2 separate regions of the Mus musculus genome follow, and region 2 is linked to region 1. The links are chromatin loops, found by intact Hi-C in ENCODE. Cell type or tissue: gastrocnemius. All regions are shown on one strand. Each heading gives the region's core, and the rest is flanking DNA. Links, peaks and the distances in the headings are about the cores only.

Evidence for each region. A loop is a pair of places that touch in the nucleus more often than their neighbours do. Peaks named below come from ENCODE experiments on the same cell type or tissue, not always from the same donor. Only the 100,000 strongest peaks of a DNase experiment are listed, where the experiment ranks them.
Region 2: it touches region 1 in a loop (2.6-fold over the local background); 5 of 42 quality-filtered maps call a loop at or near these places.

Annotation. Positions count from the first base shown.
Region 1 is chr3:41,587,236-41,595,560 of GRCm38, reverse strand. It overlaps Jade1 (jade family PHD finger 1), which reads right to left. Exons shown (of 11, transcript NM_001130184.1): 3 at 6,539-6,627; 4 at 3,721-3,878; 5 at 1,607-1,794. Among named protein-coding and RNA genes, the nearest start is that of Jade1, 36 kb to the right of the region's middle. In gastrocnemius, for the core only: a CTCF peak has its summit at 4,293; DNase peaks (open chromatin) are centred at 4,728, 5,915, 6,212, 6,429 and 2 more places; H3K4me3 peaks cover 796 bases; H3K27ac peaks cover 1,873 bases.
Region 2 is chr3:41,345,309-41,353,633 of GRCm38, reverse strand. No RefSeq gene overlaps it. Among named protein-coding and RNA genes, the nearest start is that of 1700052H01Rik, 6.4 kb to the left of the region's middle. In gastrocnemius, for the core only: a CTCF peak has its summit at 4,656 (motif pointing left); a DNase peak (open chromatin) is centred at 4,628.

The DNA of each region.
Region 1 (8,325 bases), core at 29-8,028:
GCTTACACACGTTATTGCAAAGCCACCACATTTTCAAGTTTTAAGATTTTGGAGGTGAGCTGGAAAGGTGCCTCCGCAGTTAAGAACACTTGCTGCTCTTTCAGAGAACCAGACTTCAGTTCATAGCACTAATGTAGGGCAGCTCACAACCTCCTGTAGCTTCAACTCCAGGGGAGCCAGCACCCTCTTCTGAACGCCAGCTGCCCTGCGCTCACAGCTGCCCTGCGCTCATGCCCTGCACTCACAGCTGCCCTGCACTCACAGCTGCCCTGCACTCACAGCTGTCCTGCACTCACAGCTGTCCTGCACTCACAGCTGTCCTGCACTCACAGCTGTCCTGCACTCACAGCTGCTCTGAACTCACAGCTGCTCTGAACTCACAGCTGCCCTGCACTCACAGCTGTCCTGCACTCACAGCTGCCCTGCACTCACAGCTGTGAACACATGAGTTCTTAGTATTTAAACCACTGAATTGCCAATCTTTCGGCTGGATCCTGAACTGGACACCTACAACTTGCCAAATGAGTCAGTTTTCTGGGTGGTTTTATACAGGCGGTGTAAAGCATTTGGCCAGCTCAAAAGACAAAACTGAATCTTCTACAGTGGCATAATACATCATTTAGTTACAGGAGAGTTCCTTTTAAACAGATTCTAAAACCATCCCTGGCTTGCTACTGTTCTGACCAGTAATACTTAAAGCAGGGAACAAGAGCAAGAAAATCTACTTTGTTGACACATCTCAGTAACTAACCAGTAGAAAATACCAACGTTCCCAGCTCAGTCATGGTCAGTCCCATCAACTGGCTGGCAGCAGGAAAAGCTGCTATCAGAGTCCAGGCTGAGACAGGCTCCATGGGAACACAACTTTAAACAGCCCTTGCCCTTCCAACCTTTGAAGCCAAACACACGTGACTTGTCACAATGTGCCCAAGTCACACTTCCCAACCCTGCTTCCACCACACAAATGTCTTAAACTTGAGTTCACGGACACTCCAGACAAACTTTTATAACAACCCTGGGGAAGAAAGGCTAGAACATAAGGAGACCACCTCAGCCTCCACACCATGAAATGCGGGTAACTGAGGTCTTAAGGTCCAACCCAGCAGAGAAACTATCCAAGTCTGGGCTCTCAGCCAGGGTCACACCTCACTCAGAAAGCCAGGAAAGAGTTAAAGAGGTAAAAACAAGAGGGTTTGAAGCTGACTTTGTAGGCTCCGTCTGAGAAACAGCAGGCTGCAGGCAGTAAAAATGGGACTTTGGCATCACAGCAGTAAAGAGGAGCAGGGCACTGGCCCAGTCCTCCTGCTCCCTGGGCTGCAGTTCCTGTATGGTAAGTAAGGGTAGAAGCAGACGGGGACAGGAATTCAAGTCAGAAACAAGTCAGGCTTCCGCCCCGCAGTCCACCACTGCGCTAGGAGCTCCAAGTGGACTGTATGTCTCATTGCAAGTGCCAAAGCCACACAAGCAATCTGGTCTCCAAAGAGCTGGGACTCTGGTGACATAGGTGGCTGTGACAGTGAGCTCCAACCTCTCAGGGACTCTATATGAGTCACTGCGGACTAACCAGCCCTCTCTCCAATGTGAGTTAATGAAGTAACAGTCTCACCCATCTCCTTAAATTCTTCATTGGTTACTTCCAGCCACGCAGCATCCATATCATTGAGGTCATACCGACACACACTGTCTGCCAGAGTCCGGATATCGACGTAGCCTAACGCTGGGGGCTCAGAGCCGGACGACGCGATGTACTTCTTGGGCCTGATGAACATGAGAGACTTCTCTTCAGACACAACCCTGGTTAATAAGAAAACAAACAGCCAGATTACCCTTTCTGTCCTGTAGAAGAAACTGTCAGGGGCAACTTCCTCCTCCAACCCCCAAGCCAGACCATCCCTATGTTCATATAGTCTAAGAATTTGAAACCAAATGAGAGCAACACCTCAGCTAGAAATCTTCAAAGTACCCAGAATGGAAGCAGATGCTGCAGCCTTCCACAGCCATCTCCTTCCCAGCACAACACCCTACCACATCTCCAACAGAGTCTGCTCCCAAACTACAACAAATAAACTTAAGCCGGCCACCGGTGGTGCATGCCTTTAATCCCGCACTTGGGAGGCGGAGGCAGGCAGATTTCTGAGTTCGAGGCCAGCCTGGTCTACAGAGTGAGTTCCAGGACAGCCAGGGCGATACAGAGAAGCCCTGTGTCAAAAAACAAAATAAATAAATAAATAAATTTATTTTAAAAGAAAAGATATTTCAAGGGTTGGTTTCTAAATCCCTTTCCATTATTGGTGCTTGCTCATTGCCCCCCGGAAGTTGTCAGAACAGGGACGAACTTGCTAAGCACTGAGTTCTCAGGAACAGAGACGGCAGGGACAGCCACAAGCTGGATGTGCACAGCACACGCTGAGGACCACAAGGGACACCTCTGAATTCTCACCTTCCAAAAAGACTGAGGGAGAACTTTGGGCTGTTGCCATTCCTTTATTCTAAGCGCCAGAGCCCATGGTCCATGAACATATGGCCCCAGACAATTCCTCTACCACCACCCCCTTACAAGCTGTGAGCACGGGAGAATTCCACCTCACCCTAGCCAGACTAGGGACAGCACAAAAGGAGCAAATCAGCTCGGGCCAGGAGCCCAGCAGAGGCTCTGTGGTCACAGTCCTGCCACGTCTGGTTTTGACCACATACATTCACACCAACAGGATGCCCAGAGTTTATACGTTATTCACCCTGGAACTGACAGGAAGAACTTATCTGTGTGACAGAGATGGGCAGACAAACTGGATGTATTTCTCCTGCTTGAGCAAGAACAGGTATCAAGTGAAACGCTCCAGTCTATCTATTATGAAGTCATTTCATCCTGCCTTGGCACGGCTTCCTAGACTGACAGCCTGCCGGTGCTGGCCAAAAGGGACCATCCCCATCCTGTGCGCCCTGAGACCCGCTTCACAGGCCATGACCCTCATCTGAAGAAGCAGGTGACTCCTGGTGGTCACCTATGCCTGTCTAGCCATAGTATACTATCATATAATTTGAACAGAGATCCCAAAATGATGGTAATCAAACCAATCAAGTGTCTAAGGAGTTAAGGGCCAAGAAGTGAATTTAGTCCATACTCATCCATGGTAAGAGAGGCTATTTCACACAGCAAGGAGCCAGCCAGATGCTGGCAGAGCTATCGGGCACTCCATCCTCATATGCAAAAGTGGGGAAAAAAGGTACCAACTCGACACAGCCTGTCCCAAAGGAAGATCGAGGACATGTTGGGAGAGGTGAGCGACACGGCAGGAGATCAAGAGGAAACACCAGCGTCTGCAAAGAGCCTGTCCACAGCTCAAATTCCTCATCGGACACTGTCAGCTCCTAAAATACAATCAGCCACTGCCCGAAGCACCAAGGCCACCACGGCTCCCACTAAGCCACTCAGTGAAGTGACATAGAATGCAGAGAGAAACAGACAGTAACATCAGACTTCGCCTAGTCGGTCATTCCCAAAAACATCTTGGACCTTCTCTTCTCCAGTAAGAGGGCTCACCCCCTGCGATAATGTGCTAAATTCAGAGGCCACTGCCCTCTGACTCACCGCCCTCAGCGCCTGAACAGTTTCTACATTTCTGCCTCTTGTGAGGCCTCATGTTACTACAGCGCTAACTCTCAGCTTCTATGCCTGCAGGGAGGAGAGCAGAGAAGCACGCGTCTATCCAGGGTGCCTACCTGGCCACAGGCTGTGGGATGGTCCCTGGGCTCACAGGCACCTGGACCCCTTTCTCCCACTCCTGTCTCCAGGGATCAGCCAGCACGTAGTAGTCATCCGGGTTCAGCTGGTAGGAGTCATGCAACTTCATGGCAGTGATCAGGTCGGTCCTAAACACCTGGGGAGACGAGAAAGGGACAGTGGCACAGGCATTCATTTCAGAGCACTGGCAGCTGCAAGGGCACCATGGAGCTGCCCATAACAAGGTCACGGTATCAACAGAGTAAGAGTGCCCTGTTACAGAAACCCTTCACTCCACCCGACACTCCTTCCCCTCGCCCAGGACTGAAGTGGGCTCCAGCTCCTTCAGCCGACACAAGCAGAGGGTGCAGTGATTGTATCGACTCAACATAACTGTTGCACAAAACACAACCGCTCCCCTCTCCAAGACCTCTCAATTCACCAAGGGCTGCTGAACACAGGCTCTTGGAAATCCTTCAGGGAATGACAAGCCACTACGGAGAGCTCTCTTTCGAGCCCATGTTTTAAAACAAAACTTCATTAGCCAATTAACCTCAAGGCAGAATCTAGAACCACCCGGTAGAGGTCACTATCTTCTAAACTAACTGCTAAAGAAGCGGCCAATCTCCTGAAGTGCTAGCACATGGGGCAGGCGGGTGGTGAGAGCAAGGTCCACTTTGGCTGACAGCAGGCAGAAATGCAGGCCTGCAAACATCTAGGAGTGGAACACTAGAGCCCTGTTGTCCCACGTCACAGGATGCCGTCAGCCCTGGAAGCAAGTTTCTGTGGAAAGACAGAACCAACCCTGTTTTCACTGCCATCAAGACTCAGCTTGTGCCCACCTTCTAAGAAAGCACCCTAACTCATCACAGACAGCAAAGATAAGCAAACTGTGGGGAGGCAGCACCCCTGACTCATGGGCCCTTGCCATCCGAATCGACGAGGCTGACTGACCGTACAGCACCCTGTCTGGCAGCCAGGGCCACACAGCTGCTTCCCTCTCCGGCCTTGTCCTCAGCCCACTGCCATGTGAGGATGTGTGTACCAGGAAGCCCTGCCATGTATCACGAGCAGCATGCGCCTGGATCCAGATGCTCTGCTCAGTGTACAGAGCCACAGAGATGCAATGCACTCCCTCACTCGGGACAGGAAGCGCTTTCTTGTGCTGCTAAGCACGGGTCACAGTATACACCTGTTGGCTTTTCAGACTGGTGTTCTCTTTAATAAACTTCATCTTATGAAAGTACGGGGTAGGGTCTGAATTAAAAGGCCGCTTCTCTCGCTGTCATTGTCAATACTGGTCTTGTGCCAGGATGCCACTCTTAACATCTACAGTCCCATTAAGCAACAGACTGACTGTGTCCCTTCTGCAAAGATCTCACCATGAGACAAAAGCCCCTGATCATAAGCCTACAGCAACCCAACCCCAAGGAAAAGGGCTTTGAGGTCAAAGTTGTGAGTCCACACCAAGCAAATCAGGTAAAAGAGAGCCCAGCTAAGCTGTACAAGAAAACACGCAAATTTGCCAAAGAAAGGAAGGCAGACTGAGGAAGGAGATGAGAAAAGGCAGCTCCATTCCTACAGACCTGGGAGAGGCTCTGGCCCAAAGCTCAGTGCCAAGTAGACACCAAGGGCAGGGGTGACGGCTACCCGAGTGCTTTACGTACAAAGCACTTTGCACTCAGAAGATTTGACACAGACCAGGCAAGGACAGGGTGTGGTGCCTGCTGCTCAGAGGGCTCCAATCCCACTCCCAGGCTGAAGTAACAGCAGTATAGTATGGACACCAGAAAGGTGTAGTAGCAGTTAAGAGCTGACTCAGGACTTAACAGCAGAGTAAAATACAGGTGCAGAGACGTTCCGATGTCACAAAAAAATAAAGTGCGCACTGTAGGTCAAAACAGACACCAGGCCAGCAGCACTGGCCACAGCAGCCGTCCGTGAGTGTTTGCTGGAACAGGTCTCTTAAGTGCTTTCTGGCAGGGGATGTTACTCCATCTCCAGGAAACTCCTCCGCTCCTAGACAAGGCACTCTCCAGCTATATGGGGGCAGCATGGGAAGGGACTCTGAGAAACACCTGTCGCTGTGTGACCACCACACCACAAGCCAACTGAGCTCATCCCACAAACAGTGCAATGCCAGAACAACTTTCCCACAGCTTTCCCTGAGAACCCGACAGGCTGAGACACCTGGGTCTCAATGCCCGGCGCCTCGGAATGGCCGCAGAGAAAGCAGGTCTCAGGACAACGGGGCCCCTAAGCAACCGAGGCTGGCGGGAGACAGATGCCTCTAAAAATGATTTTAGCAGGGAAATGAACAACGAAACGTAGGGCATCAGGGAAACATAAAATGTGAAAACAAATTGGGAAAGACGGGGAAAGCCTTAAGCATAACGAAACTCCCAGAGTCACATTGGCTTGTTGCCAAATAAGCCACAGATCCATGGCTAAAACTAACTTGAGGCTGGCAGTGACTTGGCAGCAGCTGAACCCGCTCATGTCCTGGCCAGAGGAAAACTTGTTGGGAGCCAGCGAAGACGGAACAGGAAAGGAAAAAAAGAATACAATTAATAATAATAGCTAACATTCACTGCGCATGATATACGTGTAACATGCTTTGCGTGTTCGAGCCTATATGTATTAATTAGCTCACTTCTTCCTGCAACAAGGCACACATCTGCTTCTCACCATCTTGCCGGGGTATAAAGTGGGGCACTTGCCCAGACCTGCACAGCATGGGGCAGGCATGTGGGCGGCAGGTTCGCATGCACTTACTTACAGCACACATGATCAAGGCAAGCAAGCATTCAGAAGTACCTCAGAAGGCTTTCGATCTTCAGGTCTAGAGCAGGTACTACTCCTCCCATGCTGGGATCGAGAATGCTGGGACCATGTCGTTGACAAGCCTGAGGAAACAAACATCCAAACAGGAACCATTAAAAAAAAATACAGGCTCAGTATTTGAGCGGCGATATGGCGCTAGTTGCACAAACCTGAGGACCAGAGTTCAGGTCCCCAGCATCCAAGTAAAGAGTTGGCATGGTGATGATAGGACTCTGAACGTCAGAGGTTTAGTGAAAGGCCTTGTCTCAGAAAGTCAGGCGGAAGAGACAAAGGAGAAGGCAGTCTATCCGACCTTTGGTCTCCACACCTATCTACACATCCTCACAGAGCACAAAACAAACAAGCAAAAAAGCACAGGTCACTGAGCTGTCAAGAGGTCTTTCCCCTACAAGAAACCTTCAGCGAAGGAGGAGAACCTGCAGTGCCATCACCCTGGCTGGCTCTGACAGGGTTCCTTCCTTCCAGTCATTTTCTAAGGTGATCACTGTCGGCTCCAGTGTACAGGGTGCTCTGCCTTGTGAACAGCGAGCCAAGAGAGCCTGCAGCATAATCCAGGCTCCGAGCTGTGCTCAAGACGCTCACAGACCCACACTGGTACATGAACTAGAAATCATGCCGGAAGTTTTCAGCCAGGATCACCGGGCTCAACCTAAGGTCCTGCCCAAAACACTTGCCTCCACGAGGCACAGAAAAATCAGAAACCTCCACACAGCTTTAACATCACCTACTACACTGCTCTTCCGAGGTGCCCCAATCCCTCCTGTAGCTGATCACCAGGAAACCCCAAATCCTAAGTGTTTCCAGGCCTGAAACTTTCCTGTAGCACTGAGCTCCCCTGCCTGAGATGCCCCCTTCAAGCCACACTGCCTTGCTCCCTGGGGCCCTAATTCTCACGGTCTCTCCATTTCCAAGCAGTTCCGAAGTAGCCGAGTCTCTAACCAGAACCCAGGGGAGCCTAAGAGAGTTGCACTCTTAGACTAGGCGCTCTCAGCTCGCTGCAGAGCCAGTATCACCTTGGTGGTAGACATCAACTTCCCAGTCATTCTAAAATCTGTCAGCTCTGAGCAAAAATCCCAAGCTCCGTGCTCTGCATGAACATGCTCACTTTCACCTCTTCCGGCCCCCAAGATGAATCCCACGGCCTTTTCTACCAGAGGCCAGAAACCCACAAGTCAGTCAGACTCTCCTCCTTCCTCCTCAGAAGGCAGCCAGTCAACAGCCAAGTCCTAGGCCAACCTTCCAATGCCTCAAAACCCTAGCTCCTCCTCCTGCCTATCCGGCCCTGCTGCCGCCCCTTCTCATGTGTGTGGCCAGCTACAGTGGCCTCTCTGCAGGCACACAACTGCAGCCGGATGGGAACAGCATTCCCAACCACCTTCATTTCTCCCCTAACTTACAGATAACTCATGTCACCTCCTGTCTGTCACTACAGCACCCGGGCACTGAACCCTGTCACTTCTCAGAAACTGACAAAACCCCAAGATGTTAAAAAGCAAAAGCCTAAGAGAGCCACCAATTTGACAGTGAAGCCCCCTGTCACTCAAGCCCTTCCTGGCCCAGAATCAGCAGACAGACACATCAACAAACTGAAGACACAGCTCCTGCACATATGCCTCTCATCCAATTCTTAGCCACAGCCACAGGGACTGTGAGAGGGCTGAGAAGGAAGGAAGGTCTCTGAGCTACCCTTCAATACCAGTACTAGATCATCTGGCGCCATCACTCCTGTGGAATGAAACTCCACCCTTATAGGTGATTCG
Region 2 (8,325 bases), core at 57-8,056, 240 kb after region 1:
CAGAGATCACACCATTATTAGAGAGTTAGTAACACTCGTGTGGCTCCTTAAAGACTCTGCCCTCCAAGCTGTCCCTTTGGCAGATATTTTAGGAGCTGCCTCTTCGCACTGGACACAGCCTGCTGATGTTCAACAGCTGGGAAAGGATTGTTCCTGTATCACTCTAGGACCTTCCTTCCAAAGGCCTTCTCATCCAGAAATAAAATACCGTTTCTTAGGAGGAAAATGGAAGGGTTTTTTTTTTTCTTCCTTTCCTTTCCTTTCCTTTCCTCTTGTACTGTTGAGAGCATCTCACTGGGGCAGATTGGATCAAAATCTCCCAAAGGGCTGAAAAGACAAAAGGGAGTGTCTGAAGTGTCCTGAAAGCAGTCTCTGTCGCTGGATCCCCCTGTTTCCTGTCAACACCTCCACAGGGGGCGTGTCTTCAGACAGGTGATGTTAGGAGACCACACACACAGGTTCCTCCAGCCTGGAAAAGGAGGTCAAACTGATAAAGCCATCCTGACACTGCATTTGTAAACTCCTGCTTGAGGGTTTTAAAGCATTTTTGGCCAGCTGAGAACAAAGGAAATGCCCTTTCCAGGGTTGGAAGAAAATAAGTTAACAACTTCAATTGCTTCCCCTGCAGCTGCTAGCTTTTTTTTTTTTTTTTTTTTTAACCAGGAATGGTTTGTGTGCCAGAACATGGTACTGGGACCCTGCCTTATCTGAGACAAAATCACACTGGGGGTCACTAAAGAGCAAGGCATTTTCTGGAGGATCTCAGGTCCCCAGAGACAGGTAGAATTATATGTCAAATGTACTGAGTTACAGAAGAAAGAGATTTTGATTTAGGCCATTCTAATGTGTATTGTGAGTGCACACCCAAACATTTCCAGTACCCTCAGAGGGAGTTCAGAGACACCCTTTAAACTCCACATTGGAGATGCTGAAGAGATGGCTCAGCAGGTAAAAGCACTGGTTATTCTTCAAGAGGACCGAGGTTCGATTCCCAGAACCCACATAGTAACTTACCATCTATAACTCCAGTTACAGGAGATTTAATACCCTCACTAGTTTTCAAGGGTAGTGGGCATTCACATGATACCATACATGCAGGCAAAACACCCATATACTTAAAATAATAATAAAAAGCAAAACTTCTACATTGTGACTGCTGCAGCCTCCGTAGAACTCAAAAGCTGCAGCACTAGTCAGTGCTTTGCAGAAGAACAGAACCAATATGATCAATACAAATATTTAAAAACTATTAGATCAGTTCTCTTCAGAAAAGCAACAACAGCTAAATCACACTCAAGAAGGAAGCTGAGAGCCTGTAGTTGTTTGGTTCGAAGGCTGGTGCCTTGGCAGCCAGAGTAGTCTCACTGATGCAATCTATCTCACCCTGAAGAGGCCTAGAACCCAGAACTTGGTGGTTGCTTCCTCCATGGGACTTCGTGCCTTGGCAATACTAATCTAGGTTGTGGAGGTTTGTTGGTCCTCGGTCAGTGATGGACACACTGGTCCAGCTACCATGAAGGCAGAATCAGGAACAGCATCAGGGAAGTCAGCTCAGTGGCAAGAGGGAAGGCCCAGTAAGCCCAGGGTGTATGGTCGTCCTTCTGCTGCGCATGCTCCTTTTCATCTGGGCTGCTTCCAGAAGGTGCCGCCCACATTTGAGGGTAGGTCTTCCCACATCACTTAGGCAATTAAGACAATTTCTCAACTGAGGCTCCCTAATTAGGAGATCCTAATTTGTGGCAAGTTGACATTAAAACCAACCATCACAGCCTCTCTGGAAAGGAAATCCTATTGATTGTTTTTTTTCCTATTTAAGAAAGTGTCCTGAACAGTCACAGGGGAGGGTCTCATCTGGACTGGGAAGTCAACGCCACCGCTCGGGGAAAGGGGCTGCGGAGAAGTAAGCTGAGTTTCTTTCTACGGGAGTGTGTTGGAGCATTGGTGCTGTCTCCTAAATGGGGAGATGAGTCCTGTGAAGAGCAACTACAGGTGATCAAGATGGTCTATGGAGGACTCTGGTATGATAGAGGTTGAGTGCTTATCAGAGACACCGCAGAAAGGCAGCTCTCTCTAAGTGTTCTCTAAGCAAGAAGGCAGCCAGTCTAATGATACAACCACCCAGCAAGCACTTGGAAGTTGACCAACTCAGCTTCTAGAACCGCAAGGACTTTGTTCCTGTTGCATGCAGCACAGTAGTGGGAGTTTTCACTACAGTACTGACTGACTAACACAGGGACATACCTCCAGGCTCTCCCATGTTAAAATTCTGCAACGGTAGCAGTGAGTTCTCCGTGAGATGGACGAAAGGTGCCAGGACACAACTCCACAGTGGATTGTTCTGAAGCAGAGGCAGCTGAGAAACAGCAAGTGCTAAGGAACAACTTCCTCTAAACTTCTCTAAGTAACTAAAGATGGATTCGATGAAAGCCATTGCATTGGGGCCAGCAAGATGGCTCACTGGACGCAGGTGCTTGCCGCCAAGACTGATAACATGAGTTTGATTCCCAGAAAGCACATATTATAGGGGATGAGAACTGATTCTAGCAAGGTGTTTTCTGACCTGTACATATGTGCAGGGTCATGTGTATGCACATGCCTGTGCAAACACACACACACACACAAAACAAACAAACAAACAAACAAACAAATAAATATTTTTTTTTTTTTAGAATTCTAAAAATGGGACTGAACTGTCAAAATTCCCTCCCTTGGTATTTCATGAGTTAGAGCTTAATTCTTGTCACTAGGTTCTGGGACATCAGCTCAGGCAGAATATAAAGCTGTTTGTCTCCTGTCACAGACAAGAAGAGAAGCTGGGTACTAGAACACTCTGCCCAAACTGAACTTTAAGCAGCTATTCTGTCTCCTGTCCATTCTTCATTTATCTTTTGTAAAGCCACTGTCACCCTCCCTCAGTCACCTGCCCCCTCCCCCACCCCCTGCATCTGTCCCTTTCTTGAGAAGTCCCCACAAGGAAGACAAAATTGTAATAAAACTTCATCCCTTCCCCTGCTAACCACACACTTACAAGTTTATTTCCTAGGCCGGCTAAGATTTCCACAGGAGGCACGGGAAGCCTTGGCTTCAGATCTACTTATCATCTGGGACAGAGGGCCCTGAGCTACTGGAATCACCTTGACATTCTGAGGAGCAGCTGGAGGTGACAGCTTGCTCAGTAAAGTGCTTGCCTTTTAAGCATGAAGACCTGACTTTGATTCCCAAAACCCGTGTTTAAAAACACAAACCAAAAATCAATCAATCAAACAAACAAAAACAAAACACCCAACAGCAACAACTACAACTGCAACAAAACTGGACATGGTGGCATGTCCATCCGTATTTGGTTTTACCATCTTCCTGGTTGTATTTGGAAAAGGATGGAAGCAAGGTGTTGGGGGCTGAAGATGAGGAAGAAGGCCGAGACGCCCTGAAGTCCCTCTGCACAGAGCTGTGGGGCTGCACATGCACGATGCTTCTGGAGGCCAAGTCTTTTCCTTATGTTTCTCACACTCCACCATTGTTCATAATAATCACACCACCAGGCTGTCAGCCATTTCCCTAGCCTTGACTGACTTGTTACTGAATCATAACTCAGCTGCTCAGGATAATATAAATCTGTGATTTTCTTTATTCAGCGACTTTTATGCGATGGAGGGAAAAGGCGTGCTTCTAGAATGTGAACAGACCATTGTCATCAGCCTCCTCCACAGACCTTGCGCTTCTCGATTATGAAAGACAAGCACAGACTGGATTTATAATAATTAGTAACATATTTAAGCCACTTTCCTCATCTTGGATAACAAAGTTGAATAGCACAATCTTGAACTTTTTTTTTCTTTTCAGTTGATAAAATGTATCTAGGTTTTTGGAAAGAAACCCAGTACAGTGCTGTGATGAATTCTACTGGACAGCATTATCAAGGGTTTCACAAGACCTTTTGAGAATTACACTAAGCTGAGGTTGAGTTGAAATGATGGGTTGAGAGAGTGCATGGCCCGCATGCTCAAAGTCCTGGGTTCAGTCCCCAGCATCACACAAATGGAATTTGGCAGTGCACACCTGAAAGCTCAAATGTAGGCTATCTTCTGGCACACGGTAAGTTCTGGACTAGCCTGGGATGCAAGAGAGGCTATTTTGAATGCCCGTTGCTAGGCAGAATTTTCTATCTAGCAACATGACAGGGCAAGCTCATGAAATCTCAACAATATGATCATCTAATCAAGACCTGGATAGTGACCACACCAACTGAAGTGTCTACATGGACGGGGAAATCTCAGCAGGCCCCACACCTAGATGAAGAGCTACGGACATCAGTGGCTGCTGAGAGAGGGAGAGTCGGTGTTCTCCAGGGACAGGTCCCTAATAGAACATCCGGTCCTAAGTGGTCAGCTCTAAACACGTGCACCAATGAACCACATTAGATGGACTCAATAGTGTGTGTGTGTGTTGTGTGTGTGTGTGTGTGTGTGTGTGTGTGTGAGAGAGAGAGAGAGAGAGAGAGAGAGACTGTTTACAAAACAACAACAGTACCCCCTCAGCTGGTTCTGTTGCCCTTTGTCTACCCAATTTGGGCAGCTGTGGTAGCCAGCCAGGGCCCTCATTGCTTCCATACCAAGAAACAAATGGAGAAATGCCAACTGCCCCCTGCTGGTGGAAATGGGTCAATACTCCTGACCACTGGGACAGCTTCAGATAACCCTGGCTCCACACCATTACAGCTACTTCAAAATAACTCCAAGAGCTTTAAAAGCTTGGTTTTAAAAACCGAGGCCAAGGGACTGGAGAAACAGCCCCTGTTTTAGATTTTTTTTTCCTGTTCTGGCAGTGGGTCTGGGTGGGGTTCCCGGCACCAGTGTCAGAGTGCACACAACAGCCTGAGACTGAGCCAGGAGATCTGATGCCCTCTTCTGATATTTATCCATTTGAGTGCATGTGTGCGTGTGCACATGAACACACACACACACACACACACACACGAGTCTTCTCTTTTCCTGAAGTGGTCTTTGAAGATTGAGTCTCATGAGTAGCAATGTGGCTGCCCTGAGAGGTGAGACTTCAGATCTCCATGCCACTGTTCAACTCCTGGCCTTGGCATTTAGTTAGTTGTAAGATTTAGACAAGTCAACCAATCTCTTGGACCTCATTTGCAAAAATATAAAGCCAATAATGCAGTGCACACAGGTCGTTCTGAGGATTAAGCAAATGTTTCCATATGAGCGCTACAGTGGGAAGGTGTAACAACAGAAGGCAGAGGAGCCAAACTCCCTGGAGGTTTGCAAGAATTAAACATTAAACTTAAGACATTCATCATGGATAGTAACATTATTACAGTTGCTTAATATTTAATGCTTAGTATTCTGTAGGGGACCAGACTCTGTAGAGAATGTAGATTTAGGTATCTATGGGCCTCTTGAATCTCAAAATGAAATGCACACACAGCAAAAACTTCTCACAGACATGATGGGAGAACCACTTGCTACAATGGTCTCAGAATGCACTTTCTAACAATATGGACACTGCTTTAAAGCGGTCCACAGGGACCTTCTGTGCTGCCTGGCTCCTTTGGGACTGATGGCAGCATATTGTGGTAAAGGTTAGTTTGTAGGTTGTACCGCCTGAGCTAAGATTTCTGCTATACTATTGGCAAGACTAAAAAGCTGGAGTACTGGGAAATTCGTCAAAGCTACCCAACACGGCGCAGAAATTCTTTAGTTCCTTTTAATCAATATTGTATAGCACAAAATCTTAGTTAAGGTTTTTATTGCTATGATAGAACACCGTGAGCAAAAGCAACTTGGGGGAAAGAAGGGGTTTGTTTGGCTTATACTTCCATATTATAGTCTATAATTGAGGTTAAGTCAGGGCAGGAACTCAAGGCAGGAACCGATGCAGAGGCCGTGGAAGAACTCAGCTATTGCTTGCTCAGCCTACCTTCTTATCTACCACCTGCCCAGACCACCCACAAGGGTGGGGCCCTCCCAGAACATGCCCCAAAGCGTGCCTAAAGGCCAATCTTCTAGAAGAATTTTCTCAGCTGTAGTTCTTTTTTATCTGATAGCTCTGACTTCTGCAAGGTTGAAAAGAAAAATAGTAAAAAAAGGAAACAAACAAGCAAACAAACACCACCACCAACAGAACAACTGACAACAGAAACCCAGGACAGCCTGTGTTTGGGATTTTTCTTTTTCCACTGAGTTCTCAATCTTTAGCACACTTCTGAGTACTATCGCGATTATGGGTTAGGTATCAAAATGTGTCAAAGCCAGGACAGAGGCTTAGGGACTTGTTTGGGAGGAAGGACGATATATCTCACTTTGCATTTATTTTGCTCCCAGCGGGTTTTTCTGTGCTCACATCTCACACAGCGTATATTTAATTTAGTGAATTGATTGGGTTGCATGGCAAACACTGCCGAGGTGCTAAGAAGGGGAGTCATACTAGAGAAAGCCTTTCAAGAGCACAGGCAGCTCTTCAAACACCGTTCTTCCTGTGTTTCCAGAGGGAAAAGAGTGAACAGTGTAGTTAAGTACACAACACTAAGGAGTTGGATGGCCACTTCCAACCACTGCAAGAGACAGCTTTGAGACCCACATTCTTCAGAGCAAGCCAGCAGAGAATAAGTATGCTCCGCCTCTCTAGTCATCCAAATTGGACCAGGCAAGCCTGTATCCAGAGGCCCTCACTTGGTTTACACCCTGACTCATCCGGCTTGTAGGATTCCTCTCCTTTTAGCATGAAAAAGTAGCCAAGAGAGCGGCTGGGGTGAGGGTGGGGGTGGGGCGGGAGGGTAGCTCAGGGATCCTGATGGGAAGTAACTCACGGAAACCCTGGAGAAGAACGATCTATCCAGTGTCTCCCAACGCACAGAGCGATGCTCGCAGACGGGATGCGGGATGTGAGAAACGATGTGGGTGCTTTACTATGTTAATCACAGTGGGCATCAGGCGAGAATCCACAGGCCTGCGGCCCAAGGAACTTGTGAGCTCACAGGCCTGCTATGAGTGGAGACTCAACCCCAGGTCCAGTACTTCTCTATGACTTCAACTGTGTCCCAGCTGAGTTCTTCCCTCTCTGTCACAGTTATAAAATGAAAAAATATCGATGTCTTTCTCTTCATTGTCGATATTTCTGAGTGTTTTGCTGACTGCTTCACAGAAGCTCACTGTACTCATTTAATAGAGTCTGTTTCTACCACTCAAACAGAACTGTGAATGAATATATATAATACACACACACACATATGCCTTTTAAACTATGAAACACGTAAAACATGTTTTATGTATAAAATACATTGCCTATTGTAACTGATGCATTAATCAGAATTGTGCATACTTTCTTTTTTTCCTTTTTCTTTTTTTTAATTAGATATTTTCTTTATTTACATTTCAAATGTTAGCCCCTTTCCTGGTTTCCCCTCTGAAAATCCCCTATCCTCTCCCTCCTCTCCCTGCTCCCCAACCCACCCACTCCCGCTTCCTGGCCCAGGCATTCTCCTATACCGGGGCATAGAACCTTCACAGGACCAAAGGCCTCTCCTCCCATTGATGGCCAACTAGGCCATCCTCTGCTACATATGCAGCTAGAGACATGAGTTTTACCATGTGTTTTCTTAGATTGGTGGTTTAGTCCCAGGGAGCTCTGAGGTTACTGGTTAGTTCATATTGTTGTTCCTCCTATGAGGCTGCAAACCCTGTCAGATCCTTGGGTACTTTATGTAGCTCCTTCATTGGGGACTCTGTGCTCTGTCTAATGGATGACTGTGAGCATCCACTTCTGTATTAGTCAGGCACTAGCAGAAGAGAGAGCTATATCAGTTTCCTGTCAACAAGCTCTTGTTGGCATCTGCAATAGTGTCTGAATTTGGTGGTTGTTTATGGGATGGATCCCCAGGTGGGACAGTTTCTGGATGGTCATTCCTTCAATCTCTGCTCCAAACTTTGTCTCTGTAACTTCTTCCATGTGTATTTTGTTCGCCCTTCTAAGAAGGATTGAAATGTCCACACTTTGGTCTTCCTTCTTCTTGAGTTTCATGTGTTTTGCAAATTGTATCTTGGGTATTCTAAACTTCTGGGCTAACATCCACTTATCAGTGATGTGCATATTTTCTTTTTTTTCTTTTTTTTTTTTAAAGATTTATTTATTTATTATATGTAAGTACACTGTAGCTGTCTTCAGACACTCCAGAAGAGGGCGTCAGATCTTGTTACAGATGGTTGTGAGCCACCATGTGGTTGCTGGGATTTGAACTCCGGACCTTCGGAAGAGCAGTCGGGTGCTCTTACCCACTGAGCCATCTCACAGCCCCGCATATTTTCTTAATGTAAT